Linked DNA regions of Mus musculus: regions 2, 3 and 4 are each linked to region 1. A link is a loop called in an ENCODE intact Hi-C map of the cell type or tissue named here. Cell type or tissue: gastrocnemius. All regions are shown on one strand. Each heading gives the region's core, and the rest is flanking DNA. Links, peaks and the distances in the headings are about the cores only. Region 1 holds the start of Mdm2 (transformed mouse 3T3 cell double minute 2). Region 2 overlaps Cpsf6 (cleavage and polyadenylation specific factor 6). Region 3 overlaps Cpsf6 (cleavage and polyadenylation specific factor 6). Region 4 holds the start of Yeats4 (YEATS domain containing 4).

The links. A loop is a pair of places that touch in the nucleus more often than their neighbours do. Peaks named below come from ENCODE experiments on the same cell type or tissue, not always from the same donor. Only the 100,000 strongest peaks of a DNase experiment are listed, where the experiment ranks them.
Region 2: a loop joins it to region 1, with 2.8 times the contacts of the local background. A loop is called at or near these places in 9 of 42 quality-filtered maps.
Region 3: it touches region 1 in a loop (2.3-fold over the local background); 8 of 42 quality-filtered maps call a loop at or near these places.
Region 4: a loop joins it to region 1, with 4 times the contacts of the local background. A loop is called at or near these places in 2 of 42 quality-filtered maps.

What each region holds. Positions count from the first base shown.
Region 1 is chr10:117,709,626-117,714,087 of GRCm38, reverse strand. It overlaps Mdm2 (transformed mouse 3T3 cell double minute 2), which reads left to right and starts at 3,330. Exons shown (of 12, transcript NM_010786.4): 1 at 3,330-3,536; 2 at 4,060-4,142; 3 at 4,304-4,388. The coding sequence starts at 4,308. In gastrocnemius, for the core only: a CTCF peak has its summit at 3,355 (motif pointing right); DNase peaks (open chromatin) are centred at 3,298 and 3,780; H3K4me3 peaks cover 1,944 bases; H3K27ac peaks cover 1,931 bases.
Region 2 is chr10:117,352,471-117,356,932 of GRCm38, reverse strand. Cpsf6 (cleavage and polyadenylation specific factor 6) reads left to right here. Exons shown (of 10, transcript NM_001013391.2): 9 at 809-998. The coding sequence ends at 995. Among named protein-coding and RNA genes, the nearest start is that of Cpsf6, 22 kb to the left of the region's middle. In gastrocnemius, for the core only: no CTCF peak of the experiment used is centred there; no DNase peak of the experiment used is centred there.
Region 3 is chr10:117,360,865-117,365,326 of GRCm38, reverse strand. Cpsf6 (cleavage and polyadenylation specific factor 6) reads left to right here. Exons shown (of 10, transcript NM_001013391.2): 4 at 2,207-2,352; 5 at 3,140-3,313; 6 at 3,967-4,462. Among named protein-coding and RNA genes, the nearest start is that of Cpsf6, 14 kb to the left of the region's middle. In gastrocnemius, for the core only: a CTCF peak has its summit at 2,061 (motif pointing left); a DNase peak (open chromatin) is centred at 2,040.
Region 4 is chr10:117,224,198-117,228,659 of GRCm38, reverse strand. It overlaps Yeats4 (YEATS domain containing 4), which reads left to right and starts at 4,153. Exons shown (of 7, transcript NM_026570.4): 1 at 4,153-4,401. The coding sequence starts at 4,351. Gm31963 (a long non-coding RNA gene) reads right to left here and starts at 4,174. Exons shown (of 4, transcript XR_872061.2): 1 at 4,093-4,174; 2 at 1,913-2,069. In gastrocnemius, for the core only: a CTCF peak has its summit at 3,345 (motif pointing left); DNase peaks (open chromatin) are centred at 3,372, 4,177 and 4,403; H3K4me3 peaks cover 1,104 bases; H3K27ac peaks cover 873 bases.

The sequences.
Region 1 (4,462 bases), core at 1,963-4,462:
AAGCATCACAGGCTGGAGAGATGGCTCAGCAATTAAGAGCACTGGCTGCTCTTCCAGAGGTCCTGAGTTCAATTCCCAGCAACCATATGGTGGCTCACAACCATCTGTAATGAGATCTGATGCCCTCTTCTGGTGTGTCTGAAGACAGCTACAGTGTACTCATATAAATAAAATAAATAAATCTTAAAAAAAAAAAAGCATTACAAAATGTAAGACTCAAAGGGCTCAGGAATTGAACTGATCTAATATCCTGAACTAGGGGGTGCAGGGGAGTTGGGTTGGGGCTTCTAGAAGCAGGTGGCTGATAGGTGTGGGTGAGGGGACAATTAAAAGGTTGTCTTGCAAAGACTCTGGAATGTTAGCGTTGCCCTCAGAAGAGCGGTGATGGCCTACGGCAGTCTCAGTCTGAGCAAGGATCTTCAGCCTCCAGAGATGTGAAATGGCCTCACGTAGACTGTCTCAGGCAGACACGAGCCAGCAAATACTGCCACTGCCTGCTGTCTGCCGCGTAGTAGTGTAGATATTAGTACATATATTACAAGGGGGATGATATTCAGGGTGACACCTGTGTCTGCCCTCCCTCTAAGACGCCATCTCCAAATATGACATGGAGTCTGTTTTGGGGAGACATCCTTTGGTGTACCTTTGTATACACGGTAAACTTCGAGTACTAAATCTTTGAGAGACTGAAGATTGAAACCAGGAACTTACAGGGTAAGCACACTAATCATAACCATAGGTGTTACCAGCAAGCCTTTGTGAGGATGAAATCCCCCATCCCCACCCCAATGTTTTGTTTTGAAGTGTATTTTGATATATAGTCCAGGCTGGTCTGTGTTTTACTTAGCCTTGGTCTCTTCTTCTCACCTCAGTCTCTCATTGCGCTGTTACAGGCATGTGACATCACACCCAGTTTGTGGCTTTCACTCATCCAGTGTTAAGTATAGAGTCCGACAATCAGAAATCTAGCTGTATTTGGTTTGATAAAGGCATGATTTAAAAGCCACACGGAAGTCGGGTGGTGGTGCCGCACGCCTTTAATCCCAGCATTTGGGAGGCAGAGGCAGGCAGATTTCTGAGTTCGACCAGCTTGGAAAAAAAAAAAAAAGCCACACGGAGTTCCTGAGGCTAATAATGTAATAATGCTGGGGAGTTATTTTCATCAGGATCTCGTTATCTTGGCTGGCCTCAATCTCACTGTAGCTAAGGATGACTTTGAACTTGTTTTTTTTTTTTTTTTTTTTTTTTTTGGTTTTTTCGAGACAGGGTTTCTCTGTATAGCCCTGGCTGTCCTGGAACTCACTCTGTAGACCAGGCTGGCCTCGAACTCAGAAATCCACCTGCCTCTGCCTCCCGAGTGCTGGGATTAAAGGCGTGCGGCATCACGCCCGGTTTTGAACTTCTGACCCTCCTGTCTTCACCTCCAAAGTGCTGGGATTACACAAGTGCAGCATCATTCCCACAGGTGCTGGGGAGGGAACCCAGGGCTTTAAGCTAAGAGTGCATGCCTGCTTGCCTTTTGCCCTGTCCTCCCATCCCCCCATCCTGCTCATGCCCCAATCCCATGAAACTGCACACAAGCCCAATTGGGCTACTTCATCTCCCAAGGCTTGGGTTCTGTGAGACAGGTTCTCTGTGTGCAGCCCTGGCTGATCTGCAGCTCACTGTGTGGACTCGTGGACACACTATCTTGAACTCACTTGTCTCTTCGTCTCTACTGCAGGGGTCAAAGGTCTATGCCACCATGCCTGGCTGAAGGTTATTAAATTTAAAATGAATATTCACTCCATTCCTAAGGGGAGAAAGGTTTCTGAAAAGTCCTTAATCACGAACTGTTGGGGAAATGAAGGCTGTCAGTAAGAAGTGGCAAGCCCCAAAGAACGAAATTACCTTTCTCCTTTAGGTAGGTTATCAATGTTACTCAAATTAGCTTTAAATTGCTCAACTCAAGCTATCCTCCTGCCTCAGCTTCCTGATTATCTTTGACTGTGCAAATGTGCCACCACCCCTGGTTTTAAGTCCTTTAAGATCTGGGGCTTTTGCTTTGGGGACCGAGGACTGAACAATGCAGGACCTTCTCGGTGCCACACACCCTCCGTTCTTAGATGTACCTTAAAAGGTGGACCCAGACGGCTGTTGCTCTGTACCTGGGATTACACGCACACCATTATATCTGGCCTTATCAATGCTTTTCTTTGACCTGCGTCCACACTGCCTAAAGCAGCGTCCAGGCCAAACTCCTATACCTTATAATGCTATCTTGGGCCCTCAAGATGACTAACAATTAGAAAGTTTGTAAACACTGGAGTGTATGTGTTGAAAAGGCCAGGCTGATTTCATGACAAGTTTCAAACTGGCAGTTAAGGGGACTAGGCCTAAATCTCTGTTTCCAAGAACTGGGCAATTCCGGGCAAGTCCGGGCCTCAGAAGCTGCCCCGCCTGAGGCAAGGACAATGGGTCAGCAGCAGTTTCCAGACTTTCTCAGCCAAAAGTTTCCAGCCCTCTCACCCCGGGAATGGAATGTCCCTAAAGATGGACCCAATAGATTAACATAGAGGTCACCTATCCCAGAATTCGCTAATATGCTTTATGTCAGGTCTGCAAACTCACTTGGGTGTCTCTATCTTAGTAATGGGGAGAGGAGACACCAGAATGCTGACTTCTGCAGATTAAAACATTCTTTGCGTTTACATACTATGAGCCCAAGGTGTCATGGACCCTAACAGTCTTTGAATTTTTTTTTTTAATTTTAACTTTAATTATGTGTATGTCTGTGCACACAGGTGCGGTTGCTCATGGAGACCAGAAGAGTGTGTTGAGTACCCTGCAATGACAGAATTTGTGTGGCGTGAGTGACTGAAAACCTAAAAAGGAGCTGTATGCACTCTTGACCATGGAGCTATTCATTTTTTATTCATTATTATTTATTCACTTTCCACCCCGCTCTCCGTTCCCTTCTGGGACACCCCCTTCTCACAATTTCCTCCCCGTCCCACTCCACCCTCTCTCACCTTGCCTATTTTTAAAGTCTTAAAAAAAAATCACTCATTTGTATACAACTTCAGCTGCTGGCGGGATGGATTTAAAAATACTACCCAGCTGTTAGTCTTGCTTTTCTTTTGGTAGCAGCAGCAGTCGGATAGGAACTTGCCTAGCGACCATTGCGGTTTCGAGCGGTAAACACAACCGCGCGGCCCCTCCCCACCTCCTGCGCGCTCCGGCACCGGGCGGCCGCTAAGCCCCGCCCCCCGCCTCCTATTGGTCCAGGAGGCGGCGTCGGGCGTGCGCGCGCGCACGCCCCGATGCCCGGATGGCCCGTGGCTTCCGGCGTTCTCTCCGCGGACGGTAGGGGGCGCTCGTCACAGAACTCTGCTTTGTTAACGGGGCCTCCGGGGCCAGCGTAGCCTAGGAGCGGCCGGTGAGGAGCCGCCGCCTTCTCGTCGCTCGAGCTCTGGAGCGACCATGGTCGCTCAGGCCCCGGCCGCGGGGCCTCCGCGCTCCCCGTGAAGGGTCGGAAGATGCGCGGGAAGTAGCAGGTACCCGCTCCGTGGGCGGCGGAGAGTCCCGATCATTCCCTCTTTTCCGCGCCCTCCGGGGCCTACTCGTAACCCGGGCCGGCTCGTGGGGTCGCGGGGCACGAGGCTGGGCGACCGTTTGCCCGCGCTGGGCCCTGATGTCATTCTGCGGCCGGGGGTGTGCGTGTGGGTGGGAGTGGGGGGTGGGGTGGGAGATGGCGCGGTTAGCACGGCGCATGCGCGGGAGGGGACGGAGGGAGGGGGAGGAGGGAAGAGCGGGGGTCTCCCAGCAGGCCCCGCGCGCGGGGGGCCCGCTCCGGGGTCGCGCTGGGCTCGTTGCTGGGGTCCAGGAGGTGACAGGTGCCTGGTCCCGGACTCGCCGGGATGCGGCTTCCGGGACGGGTGGGACTGGGCTGGGCCGAGTTGACTCAGCTCTTCCTGTGGGGCTGGTCAAGTTGGGACACGTCCGGCGTCGGCTGTCGGAGGAGCTAAGTCCTGACATGTCTCCAGCTGGGGTTATTTAAACGCTGCCCCGTTTCCGCAGCCGTCTGCTGGGCGAGCGGGAGACCGACCGGACACCCCTGGGGGACCCTCTCGGATCACCGCGCTTCTCCTGCGGGCCTCCAGGTAAGGGACAGCTCGCCGACGTCGTTTTGCATTTGAGAGCTATTGCCGAAAGACGTTTTCTGTCTCCTTCGTAAATGCATGTATCTATTTGTCCCTTTTCGTAGATGTTTTATAATTTCAAGTTTTTATCGTGTGTGTTGTTGTTTTTTTTCTACTTGTAGGCCAATGTGCAATACCAACATGTCTGTGTCTACCGAGGGTGCTGCAAGCACCTCACAGATTCCAGCTTCGGAACAAGAGACTCTGGTTGGTATTTCTGCCTCGAGTGTGTAAATATAGCTTGTTTTACCAGGTAATCGAGGAAACAAAATTGAAACCTG
Region 2 (4,462 bases), core at 741-3,240, 360 kb after region 1:
TGTCCACATTGTCAGCATCACTACTCTCCTACTTTGGTGCAATTATTAAATAATCCAAGAATTATTTAAGCATAAGCACTGAACTGCCATGATACTTAAGACTACTGAATACTTAATGGGCAAATAACATTTAGTGTGGGTGCAGTGGGCCGAGGGATGGCTCCCAATGCGGGCAGGAAGGAGCAAGGTGACTAAAGTATTTCATCATGATGGTTGGCTCAGTCTAGGTGGTCTGGGTCCTGGATACATGACTAGGGGCTGCAAGGGAATGAAGAAAGGGCAGACACACTTAGATACAGACAGAATCAGGGGTCTGCTACTCCTGCAACTTGGAACTTCGTGGATGGGTGCAGTCAGCTAGTCTAGATAGGAGGTCTCTCTAGAGTACCAGTTGCTGTTGGAAAAACCTCCCAGAGGAAGTCGCTTCTTTCGTTCTTTCTGCACACCGATCTTTTCTTCATAAACACTCATACTCAGATTCCTCTGTGTAGCTAGCCTCCTCTGTATGGGAATCCTCTTTGCCAGTGTTCAATGGGGTTCAGTTAGGTAGGGCCTTGGAGTTCCCACAGGGCCATGGCAACAATCCGTTCCCTCACCATTCATTCATTAGGCGCTGCCGCTACTCATACCCTAATCAGAATGGCATAAGATTATTTCTGAAATTTTACATTAATAGTTTTTCTACTGGTGGCTTGTAGCTGAAACCATAGAAAGTAAAACTAGCGGTAAAGGAAAGAAAACTGTATTAAATATCTTTTGAAGCTGTACAGTTAACGGACAGCATTAATCCAGTAATTTCTTTTAGAAGACGTGAACGATCAAGAGAACGGGACCATAGTAGATCACGGGAAAAGAGTCGTCGCCATAAATCTCGGAGTAGAGATCGCCACGATGACTATTACAGAGAGAGAAGCAGAGAACGAGAGAGACACCGGGATCGGGACCGCGACCGTGACCGAGAGCGTGACCGAGAGCGAGAATACCGTCATCGTTAGAAGGTGGGCATTCCTTTTTATTATTTTATTTAGTATGTGTGTGTTATTAACAGCAATTATAACTCCAAGGCTGTTGTTTATACAGTAAATATACCTACATTTTAAGTGGTCCAAGTACTTGTTCTGATTTAATCTTCTGGAAGCATCTGAAAACAGGTAAGCCATCACAGGTAAAAGATTTTGACCTTTTCCCCTTTGAATATTGTATTCATGAGTTATTTGTGACTTAGATTTCAGATTGTTTATAGTCTTAAAGCAAGAACAATAATCAAGAGGACTCATTGTGTACTTCTAAAATCTGGAAATTGGGATTCTTGTAATCACATACATTGTTTGCATGTGATTTTAAATATTTATCTAATATTTAAGTGCTTGGATTTTTAAAAATAATTTTTTATTCTTCCTTCCTAGAATTAATTCTATTTGTCCCTGAAACTTTTAAAGAAGATCTAATACTATAGTAGGTTATAAATCAAAAAGATGTTTTTCAGCTGCGAAAGAGGATTTTTTTTTCCCTTTTAGAAATTACTTTTAGATGAGAATTGCTAGCATTTGATTGTATTTTTAAAGGAACACTATCTTTTTAATTTGCAAAGAAGGCAGAAAGTGGGTTTAGGGTTCATATCTAGGAACTTAAAACTGTGCCAAGCCATACATTCCAAGTTAGAAATACGTGGAAATAATTTTCTTTGATGTTTCATTCATAAGCCATAATCATTGTCTTTTTTTTTCCTGTATTTTAAATTTTTCTTGTGTACATTTTTCATAAAGTAGGATGAGTTGTCTGTTTATGCTTCATTTTTACATGTAGTTTCATTTTATATTTGTGAACAGTGTTTACTCATGAAGAGTGGGGACAGAGCACTGTGAATCTTTTGAATGTGGCAGGTTATCAATTCTGTAAACACCTTTGCTCCATATATGAGTTAAAGTAGACTTAACAAATCCTTTATAAGTGTACTTATAAGTAAATATTTTACAAAAATTTACTAAAAATCCAGTTGGAAAATTGTTAATATTTAAATTGTAATTGGCTTTATCATGTATGTAATTCTGTGGCTAGCAGTTTCTTTAATCATCACATACATAACACATATACATACAAACACGATCCCTTTTGAAAAAGAAAAAAAATGTAATTTTTATGAAATACAAGTTTCATGACAGTTTTTGAAGTGAGGAAACCCATTTTAATAGCTTGTCTTACATCTTGAATATTTATCAAAACCCTTTTACTAGTTATATGTTATACTAAAATTTTAATTCTCAAAACATTTCTCTTAGTTTTAAAATTACTAAAGTTGGTACTGTTTGGATATAAACTTTGGATGTTGTATCATATAAATCTAAATAATTTTTAAATGAAGTTCTTTTAGTCCTAGTAAAAATCCCCTAAGGTAGATTGGGATCAAGTTATTACTTAAAATGTCGAAATATCTGTTTTGATAAAGTATTGATTTTTCAAGTGGTATTTTTTGTTTGTTTATTTATTATATAGCTACCAAAGAGATGATAGTGAAATTGGATACATTTTCAGTAACTCAGTGTGTCCATCAAGGGGCCTCTAAGCCAGTTCATATGTAGCCTTAATTAGCAGTTCTTTTTACAGGTCTTCATAAAATTAATCCAGTAAACCAAGTATGCATTGTTAGCTTTACATACTTTGAATTTATACTCCAGTCAAGAGGAATCACCTAAATATATCATTTTGAGTTCATGTCACTCAGACATTAACTACAGTTTCCTATTATGCAGTTTTTTGCAATCGGTGATGTATCATTCCCTAAATCCCATGTTTTGTTTGTACATTAATCAGAATTGGGTTGTAATATTGTTATGTGCCTTTATCCAAGCAAAATTTTACAAAAGCCTTTATAGCAGGGGAAAGATAAAAAAGAAAGAATATGTTTTTCTGGATTACTGTACTTTTGCTATACCAAACGGTATTTATTGTGAAGTAGATGTAAGAGGGTGGGGGTGGGCTTAAATGCATATATTCCGAGTGCAAACCTATCTGCAAATTTTATTATCATTATAAGGTCTGTTGACCTCTTTAGAAGTTTTAAAATATGAGTCCTTTTGAACTTCCTTGTAAATTTTAAATGGAATAAATGGACTAAGAAGTACTTCACCAATAAAGTAAGTGTCAGTCTCTGTATAAGTCACTAATGTACTCTGCTGTCAAGGGATGATGGTGGTAGAGGCAGGTTCTGGAAGCGCGGTGTTGACAGCTGTTAATGTCTGTCCCATCCTAAGTTTCTTGTGTTTGAATTGTTGAGTAATGTTAATTGCATTCTCATTTGAAAAATGTATTAGTTTTTAAAAAAGTTTTCTATATCCGAGTCTAAATAGGTAATAATAGTTCAATGAGAAAAATAACAGCTTTGTAAATTTCAGTGTATAAATGCATTGTGCTTCATATTCTGTAATTTTTGCCTCTATTCTCAGACCACTCTGAGCAAAATAAAAGCTGTAAGGTTTGTTCTCACAGAAATAACGTTACTGTCCAGTTGCAGTGGGAGCTCCTTTCCTTGGTTTTACTGCTCTCATTGTTTAGCATAGTCCCACCCAGCAGTGTGTGTTAACAACCGAGTTCTGTGCCCCGAGGAATAAGGGAAGCACATTCTTTTTCTAGGTGTTTTTTATTCCGGCTCCTCCTCCTCATTTGTGAGATTCTCATGCTCTCAAATGATTACTTTTCCCCTAAGTACTGTGTTTGGAATCTGGGTTATATAACTGTAAGTGTATGGCCGTGTGATTATTTCTGGCACAAATGTCATGAACTTGAATTTAATTACTACACAGGATTTAGAATGTTTTGTGTTTTTTATCCAGATTATTATAGCTTGTGTTAATTTGGGGGGAAGCCCAAAGAAAATCATTTCTTTTATGTTAAGATGTTCCATCTTGTTAGGAGTGTTATGTTGAGGCTTTTGTGAAAATTAAATTCTTCTTCATTGCCTGGTGAATGATAGATAACTGTTAACAAGCTTTCAGAATTTCTTTTACAAGTCTTAGATGACGTGTTGTGACCAGCCTAGCATTCCCACCATGTTTGCTTATGGTTTTCCATTGATCTCAACTGTCCGCTTCACCTCGCTATGCTGACTCTCATTTCTTTTCTACTTCTCATGTTTTTAGTGTGTGTAAAATCTGATTGTCCACTGTTTTACTTGAAGTGACAAGAGAGGGTAGAGAGTGGCCCCTTGGATGGATAGTGTGTTTTGCTCACCGTGGTTTAAGAATACAGTTTTGTTTATAAATAATTAATGTTCTCTGTCTTAAAACAGAAATCCAGTGCCAATGTGAGTCACCTGCTCTCTCACCTTCATCTCAGGGTGATAGTTTTGCCATTGTTTAGTTTGTATCTTGGATTGTTTTTAATACATAATGTTTTAAATGAATTTAGTTAGCATTGTTTAAAGGAAACCTACTAACCAATAAGAGAAGAGTGACATTCATGTTCT
Region 3 (4,462 bases), core at 1,025-3,524, 350 kb after region 1:
ACACACACACACACACACACACACACACACACACACACACACACACACACACAAATGTAGCTTGGTGCTAGAGCCACTTGCCTGACCTTGAGTTTGATCCCAGTACCATAAGAATGAAAATGATGACTAACCTAAGAATAATGTAGAGTAGGCTTGCTCACTTCTCTAATAAGCAAATCACACACATGGGATAAGATTATCATGTGAGCATTATGTAATGCAAGTGTCTATTAGTAAGAAAATGAATCGCCACGCTTTCACCATTTATAGATAATCATAGTGAATGTGCTCCTGTGCTTTTCCCCAAAAGGTAGTATAATTCATATTTTGTCATTTTGTTGGAAAGAGCAGAAGAAATGTTTAGTGATAAATACATCTTTTCTTACTTTTGTGTATTATGGTTGTTTCCACTTGTGCCTCTTAGAAATAATATAGTAAACACATAATTGGATCTGTTTACATTTATTTTGTATGTATCAGTACAATACAGTACTTAAAAATCATATTTACAAAGTTAAGCAACCATTGTAACTCTCTAATTTCAGAAGATTTCATCACCCTAACACCACCACCAAAGAAACCCTGTGTCTGTCAGTACCAGTTCCCAATCTCCCTTGTACCCTTCGCCCACAAGCATTCATGTACTGTCTGCCCCAGAATTTGCCTGTTCTGGGTATTATATATAATGTACTGGGTGTTTTATAAGTATAATAATATTAATGTCCTGTGTGTCTGACTTCTTTCACCTAGTGTAATGTTTTCAAGGTCCCTCCATGTGACAGCATCAGCACTCCTTTTTACAGCTGAGTGGTGACCCCATATGATGGGGTAGCACTTAAAGAGGAACCAGGACTCATCCATCCGCTCGCTGCTGAATGTTTGGGTGGCTTCTACTTTTAGCTATTAAGGTGGTCATCCCTAAGAACATAGTGTACTGTTTTGTGTGAACATAACGCTTTGCTTGTTTTGGGCATATACCTAGGAGTGGATTTAGTATGTTGTATGGTAAGTCTGTTTAACTTTCGGAGAAGCTGCCAGGTTATTTGTACATTCAACCATATTGGCGGGCTGTAGTTTCTAATTCTCTTCACAAGCATTGAATAGTTGCCATTTTGATTATAATGGGAAATTGCATCTCTTTATGATTTTTTTGATTTGTACCTTGGTGGGTAATGATGCTGAGCATAGTTCCTTATTTTATGTGTATGGGTGTTTGGCTATATATATATATTCACACACAAACATACACACATATACATACATACATACATGTCACTCATACACACACACACACACATTCTGAGTATGCCTAATATCCATGTAGAACAGAAGAGGGAATTAGATCCCTTGAAACTGGAGTTATGAGCCACCATGTGGGTACTGGGAATTGAATTTAAGTTCTGGAAGAATAGTCAATGCTATTAACCACTGAGCAATCTCTCCAGCCCCTGAATATCTTTTTGTGGCAATAAAAAGTGACAACAACCCAGGTGCCTGAGGGGTGGACTTAAAGCAAAAACAAAACTGATATCTATATTGGAACATTACTCAGCCATTAAAAGAATGAATTGGTGATACATGCTATAACATGACTAGACCTTTTTTTTTTTTGCTCAGTAAAGCCAGTTACAAAGAATTTCATACTCCATTTATTTGACATTCCAAATGTGGCATACCCACAGAGACACCGTCGATGTCGATGCCTGTGATTAAGGAGTCAGGGTAAACAGGAGTGGTGGTCCAGGTTAAGGATTTTCTTTTGGTGATGATGACTGTTATAACATGAACCATCGTGATGTTTGTAAACCACATACATATACTTTAAAAAATTATTGGATTGTACATTAAGAGTGAATTCTGTAGTACATCATAAAAAACAGTTTAAGTTTATGTAGCCTTAAATAGTTTATCTTTTTCTTCTGATAAGAGTAAATTAAGGGGCTGGAGAGATGGCTCAGAGGTTGAGAGCACTGGCTGTACTTCCAGAGGTCTTGAGTTCAATTCCCAGACATCACATGGTGGCTCCCAGCCATCTGTAGTGAGATCTGGCGCCCTCTTCTGGCATGCAGGCATACATGCAGGCTGAACACCGTGTACATAATTAATAAATCTTTTTTTAAAAAGACTAAGACGGTTTCTTTTTTTCATCAGCAGCAACATTCTCAGTTCCTCCTTGCTTTTTATTCTTCCCCCTTAACATCTTTAGATTTGCCCTTGTTGGTGTTGGATCTGAAGCATCTTCCAAAAAGTTAATGGATCTTTTGCCTAAAAGAGAACTTCATGGTCAGAGTCCTGTTGTAACTCCATGCAATAAGCAGTTCCTGAGTCAATTTGAAATGCAATCCAGGAAAAGTAAGCGAATCTCTCAGCAGCCTTTAAAACGTATTTAAGCAGTGTTGCTGGCATTTATTAAATATGATACTTAGGAAGTCATGTTACTATTTAATTTTTCATGAACTTGATTTAATCATTGGTTATGACTATGGGCTAATACTGGAAACCCACTCCCATTCCAGTTTTTTCTAGACAGACCAATCAGTATGCAGCAGTTTGACAGCTCTCTGGTGCTGGCATTCTTGTCCTGCCACTCTCATCTTGGAGAACGGAAGCTGCATTCTAACCCTTAGAGGTGGAGCCTCTCTATGTACTATACCTTCTGATGGGGAGAAGCTAATGAAGTAGTCACTGACTTTTCTGCTTGCTCCCAAGACCTTTACTACTTGGTAGAATAAATGTAGAAGGAAAGGCCTTGTTATTAATAGAAATTCGAGTGGTTTTTGTTTTAATTTTTTTGGCATTTAAGATTTAACTGAAAAATTTATTACACGGCATAAAATAATCTCTTATTGAAATGAAGATTTCTGTTGAAGGTTTTCTGTTTTGGCCTTTGTAGAGTACTGGTATTTTAAAAGCGACTTGTTTATTTCTCAGTAGAAATACATTTAAACTTGACTATTTTAAGACTAAGCGAGTATTTAAATAAATGTGAATGTTTTCCTTGCCAAGTACTTTACATAGGTCTGAGGCATCCATAAATTGATGAATAGTATGAAGAACTTAGAAATATCTTCTAACAACAGTGGTTACAATTCAGGAAACGTTTAATAAGTGCTACTTATGAGTGTTTGGATGTTTGCAGCTACACAGTCAGGACAGATGTCTGGGGAAGGGAAAGCCGGTCCTCCAGGAGGCGGTTCACGCGCAGCGTTTCCTCAAGGTGGTAGAGGACGGGGCCGGTTTCCAGGGGCTGTTCCTGGTGGGGACAGATTTCCTGGGCCAGCAGGACCAGGAGGGCCACCTCCACCTTTTCCAGGTAAAACTTTTTTAAGTTTATCATGGAGAAAAACATGTCTGCCTAATACCTTTTTTCCTTTCTCTCTTTTTCAAGTAATGCATTATTAATGTGACTCACTCTCCTTGTTATGCTATTTTTGGAACCCAGGAAATTTGATCAAGCATCTTGTTAAAGGAACTCGGCCTTTGTTCCTGGAAACTAGGATTCCATGGCATATGGGGCACAGCATAGAGGAAATACCCATTTTTGGCCTAAAAGGTCTTTATTTTTCTCCAAACTTGCTTGACTTTATATATAGAATATTTACATCCGTCTTATTTTCTTACCTCTTAAAAAATCCTTTCAAGACCATTTTCCCTGTTTCACTTTCTAGCTTGGCATCAGAGTAGACTGTAAGGTGGGTGAGAAATGTGTATGGTGAAAGATGGAAACTCTAAGTGTTAAAGTCTTAACAGGATTTTTGTTTTAGTGATTTTCCTTAATCATAATTTACACTAGTTAAATTTGTAAGGATATTCTTTATCTTTGTAGTTATTAGAGCATTATCCTATGGGTTTCATTCAAAGAGCGAGTCATGGTTTATAAGTTCTGTTTTAGAAATATATTCTTTACATGTAATAGTTAAATATCTTTATTGAAGTGATTTTTTTTTCCTTTTCTCTATTTTATAGCTGGACAAACTCCACCACGTCCACCTTTAGGCCCACCTGGCCCACCTGGTCCACCAGGTCCTCCACCTCCTGGTCAGGTTCTGCCACCTCCTCTAGCAGGACCTCCTAACCGAGGAGACCGCCCTCCACCACCAGTTCTTTTTCCTGGACAACCTTTTGGGCAGCCTCCGCTGGGTCCACTTCCTCCTGGGCCTCCACCTCCAGTTCCAGGCTACGGCCCCCCTCCAGGTCCACCGCCTCCACAGCAGGGACCACCTCCACCTCCAGGCCCCTTTCCACCTCGCCCACCAGGTCCACTAGGGCCTCCCCTCACACTTGCTCCTCCTCCACATCTTCCGGGACCACCTCCAGGTGCCCCGCCACCAGCTCCACATGTGAATCCTGCTTTTTTTCCTCCACCAACTAATAGTGGCATGCCAACATCAGATAGTCGAGGTCCACCACCAACAGACCCATATGGCCGACCTCCCCCATATGATAGGGGTGACTACGGTCC
Region 4 (4,462 bases), core at 1,963-4,462, 490 kb after region 1:
TGTACCCTGTATATGCCCAATGCATAAAACCAAGAGAAGCCTTCCTCCACCAGCCACAGACAGAACCTTGGGAAAATCATCTTTTTATCTTTCTTTCTTTCTTTTTTGGTTTTTCGAGACAGGGTTTCTCTGTGTAGTCCTGGCTGTCATGGAACTCACTCTGTTGACCAGGCTGACCTTGAACTCAAGAAATCTGCCTAACTCTGCCTCCCAGGTGCTGGGATTAAAGGCATGTGCCACCACTGCCTGGTTGAAAATCATTTCTTGATGTTATTTTCTCAGCACAACAGAAAAAAGCGAAGTCTAAAGTGAAAAGTGAAATTCCCATGATGCCCTTTTCACTCCGTGCCACCTCCTCCCCTCCCAATCTGCTGCAAGATAGCAATTCAGAAGGCACATTGTGCAGAGAGGATTGTCTGATCCGCGGGGCACAGATCCATGGCATGCTTTCAGGCTTTCAAGGGGGAGCTATTTTCATTACTATTACATAGGCAGACTTTCAAAGACCCAAGTGTCACTCTCAGAACTCAAAATGTTTCTGGCTAGTGAAAAAGAAGAAGTGTTCACTGGGAACCCTTGTTAAGATGATGTCTGCAAACCATCTCCACTGTACAGTGTTTTGTAGTGGAGACACTTAAAAACTATTGCTCTTCAAAAATTTGATCTATGCATTTATTTATGAATGTATTTATTTATTTATTACAGTAGTGTGGACCACACCTTTTATTTTATTCAATTACAAATTGTAACCATGACGATCGTTTGACAGCGCCACATCATCCGGGGTTTGTTCAGTGAGACCCTGGAAACTGCCTTCCCTGGAATTTTTGCTATGAGCGCCTCTTTCTCTGAGCACTTCTTGCATTTCTGGCTGTTTGACTCATCTCGTTCTTTTCCTGCTTTAGATCGGGAATAGCCATTTCTCCAAGGAGTCCTGGTTTCTTATAATAAATAATGATGTTTTAAAAATAAGTTCTTGGGGTGGGGGAGGCTCCGAGGACACACACACACACACACACACCATGGCATGCTCCCCACTCGTACCCCAAGATAAATGGAAAAAAAATACCTGGGACTCAGATGTCATTACTTCCACGCCCTATTGGTGGGGAAACCTAGAGGATACAGACATTTGCACTACACTTATCCCCAAGTCTTTTGAATTGAAAATACATCTATACCAATACCTCCATCACAGAATTCATTCTAATTTTTTTCCTTTTCCATCACTTAAGTTTCTTCTCAATTATCAATGTGCCATAATCGATATCCCAACATGACCCTGCTGTATAATAGATACCCTGCCCTCAGGCTCCTCCGTCTCGGTGGGTAGGGGGCTGCATTTTCCTCCATTACCTATGTCCCTTCTCTGAGGCACTATGCCAGGGATTCTCAACCTGGAGGCCCAATGACCCTTTCACAGGGGTTATATGTCAGATATTCTGCATTTCAAATGTGTTCATATTACTATACATAATGGTAGTAAAATTAGTTATGAAATTGCAACGAAAATAACGTCATGGTTGGGGTCACCACAGCATGAGGGGCTGTTAAGAGGCTGCCACATTAGGAAGGCTGAGAAGCACGGCACTATGCCAAACCTCTGTCCTGAGAGGAAGGAGGGCTCATGGTTGGTTGGTTCACTGTGCATCTTTCCTTTTTGAGAAAGGGTCTCCCTGTGATGCTCAGGCTGGCTAAAACTTTTTATCGTTTAGTTGTTTTGAGCCCACTCCATAACCTAGTCTGGTCTTTGAACTCTCAGCAAACCTCCTGCCTCAGCCTGTTGAGTGTTGAGGATACAGTCCTAGTCCACCATGCCCAGCTTGGCACTTCCTATTTAGCTCAGGCTAGCCCTGAACACTTCTGACCTCTGCCTTTTGAGTGCTGGGGTTATGAGTGGTTACCATCATACCTGGAAGATTTCTTCTCTGTTGTTCCTTTCCACATCCCAGACACCTAGAATAATGAGTGGAACGTGGTAGACTCTCATTACAACACGTTTTTCTTATTCTTCACTCTCCCATGATTCCAGGACAACAGCTTGAAGAAGACTAGGTCATACCTCAGGGCTGTGTAAATGTAGAGCAGAGACCAGCCATAAGAAATGTCACATGGCCTTTCCCGAGGAGGGAAGCAAGAAAAGACCAAAGCATCAACTGGACCAGAGTCCATCTTGGCAAACCGGTGAAACTACTGTGGTTACTCATGAGAGTATGGGTGAGGGGCCCCTCACAGGAACAGGGTTACCTCAAAGGCAACTGCATCACTGAAAAGCCCAGGCCCCAGTGGGTGGTGACTGGACATCCGACAACCCTGAGCTTGCTGGGTGGCTCTCAAGCAGCTCAGTAGGACAGAGTCTCCCCCAGTCAACTCCACAGGATGAGCACAGGCTCTGTCCTAGACTTCTGTCTCCTCCCTTCCCCCAATCATCCCTTCCTGCTTCTTTAACCTTGGGGGGGTGGGGTGGCGGCTCGTGTATCTTGTTAGCTTCAGAACTTCTTGAGCCTGTGAGTTGTTTACTTTCCAAGTCTCAGGAACCTCCTGTCTCCTTCCTGGAGGGAATGTCTCCCTTAGAAGCTCTAAGCTTATATCAGGTGATCAAGGAAGGGGAATGACATTTAGATATCAATTAAGAAACAGAGTTAGGACATACTCAAGAGCTGCCAGGACAACCTCAAAATACGGGATGACTATAGAAACAGCCAAGATTATCAAAAACAGGGGCTGGCAAAAGTAAAGGTACTTGTTATCAAGCCTGATGACTTTAACCAGATCTCTAGGACCCACATTCATTCTCTCTCTCTCTCTTTCTCTCTCTCAATAGATAATACAGTGAAAAAAAATACTTTTATTAAAGATTAGCAAAAATTGGGGGCTTAGTGGTTAAGAGCACTAGCTGCTTTTCCAGAGGACCTGAGTTCAATTCCCAGCAACCACATGGTGGTTCATAACCAATCTGTAGTGGGATCCGCTGACCTCTTCTGGTGTGTCTGAAGACAGCTACAGTGTACTCCCATACATAAAATAAATCTTTTCTTTAAAAATTAGCAAAAATTGATTGACCATGCTGTTAAATTCGCTTCTCGGTCTCCTGATTATTCTCATTGATTAGTGCTGTGCCCAGCCTTCATCAGAGAAGTTTATTGCAATGAGCAGTGGTTAATGCAGAAACCCAAAACTAGCCAAAACGCCCAGGAATAAGAGATGGTGGTGTGCTTAGCACTATTCGGGACAGTTGTACCACTCCTTCCAAGATTGGGGAATATTTCAGGGTATAAAGAGCCAGAGAATGGAGAGACATGTATCAAAAACGACACCTTCTGGCCACAACGTGGCCATTGCACTCATGAACTTACTGCAGCTGCGGTTATCTGCATAGGACCTGCGATTGCATGTTAACATTTCAACATGGATGGCGGGAGGGGTCCAGGGGCCTCACCCTTCCCAGAGGGACTATTGAAAATTCATGACTGTTTGGGAAAGAGATGCCATTTTCTTTAGTAAGGTACCACTGATAAATTACTCTTGCTTCGGTAAAGAATCCCACATCCATAGTAGGACAGGAAACGCCAATTAAAGCCAATAGGTCACGAACTAAGAGGGCATGAAAGTAGGAGGGGGGCTTGTTGGAAAGAAGAGTTCCAACTGGGGAAGGGTATGAGAGAGAAGAATGGTGAGTGAAAATAAGAACATGACCCTCTTAGGCATGGTTTAGGAGGTTTTTACTGTAGATAGGGAGAAAACAGATTCCCGACGAATCTGGAAAAGTCAGACTGAACATGGCCAGCAGAACAGATTGAGCCATGAAGAGCGGGAAGTGGAGTCATTTCTGTAGTGCCATCATGTTGGCCTTGGAAATCGAACTCAGGTCACAAGGCTTGGCAGCATATTCTTTACCAAGCCCACGCCCAGTTATCTGACCTGCCCAATCAGAAGCTTTGATTCCAGAGTCTATCATCTTGAAGTGTGTGGGGTTATCTCAACCCTAAAGCTACAAACGTTCACCATTTTGGTGCTTCCCTACCCTTAACTTCTGCCTAAAATTTATCCCCATCTCTCTTTATCCGCTGCAACAGCTCATCAGGCTCTTACCGGGGAAGGCTGCAGCCTCGCGCGTGCGCACTGTCTGCCTGAGCCCGTTGCGCATGCGCCGCCGCCCTCCCCCGCCCTTCCGCTCGGCTCTCCCAGCTCGGGGCTGAATGGCCGACCCCGACGCGGCGCGTGTGGAGGAGGTGGCTGTCCGGCTCCCCGAGCCCAGGCGACCCGCCCTCCTCCGGCTCGTGAGGGGAGCGGCTACCCCGCCGGCCTGAGCTCTCTCCCTGGCCGCCGCGGCTCCTTCCCGGGGACAATATGTTCAAGAGAATGGCGGAATTTGGACCTGACTCCGGCGGGAGAGTGAAGGTCAGTGCGCAGGCGCGGCGCGCGGGGCGGAAGCTCGGCGCTCATTGGGCCCCGAGTCCTC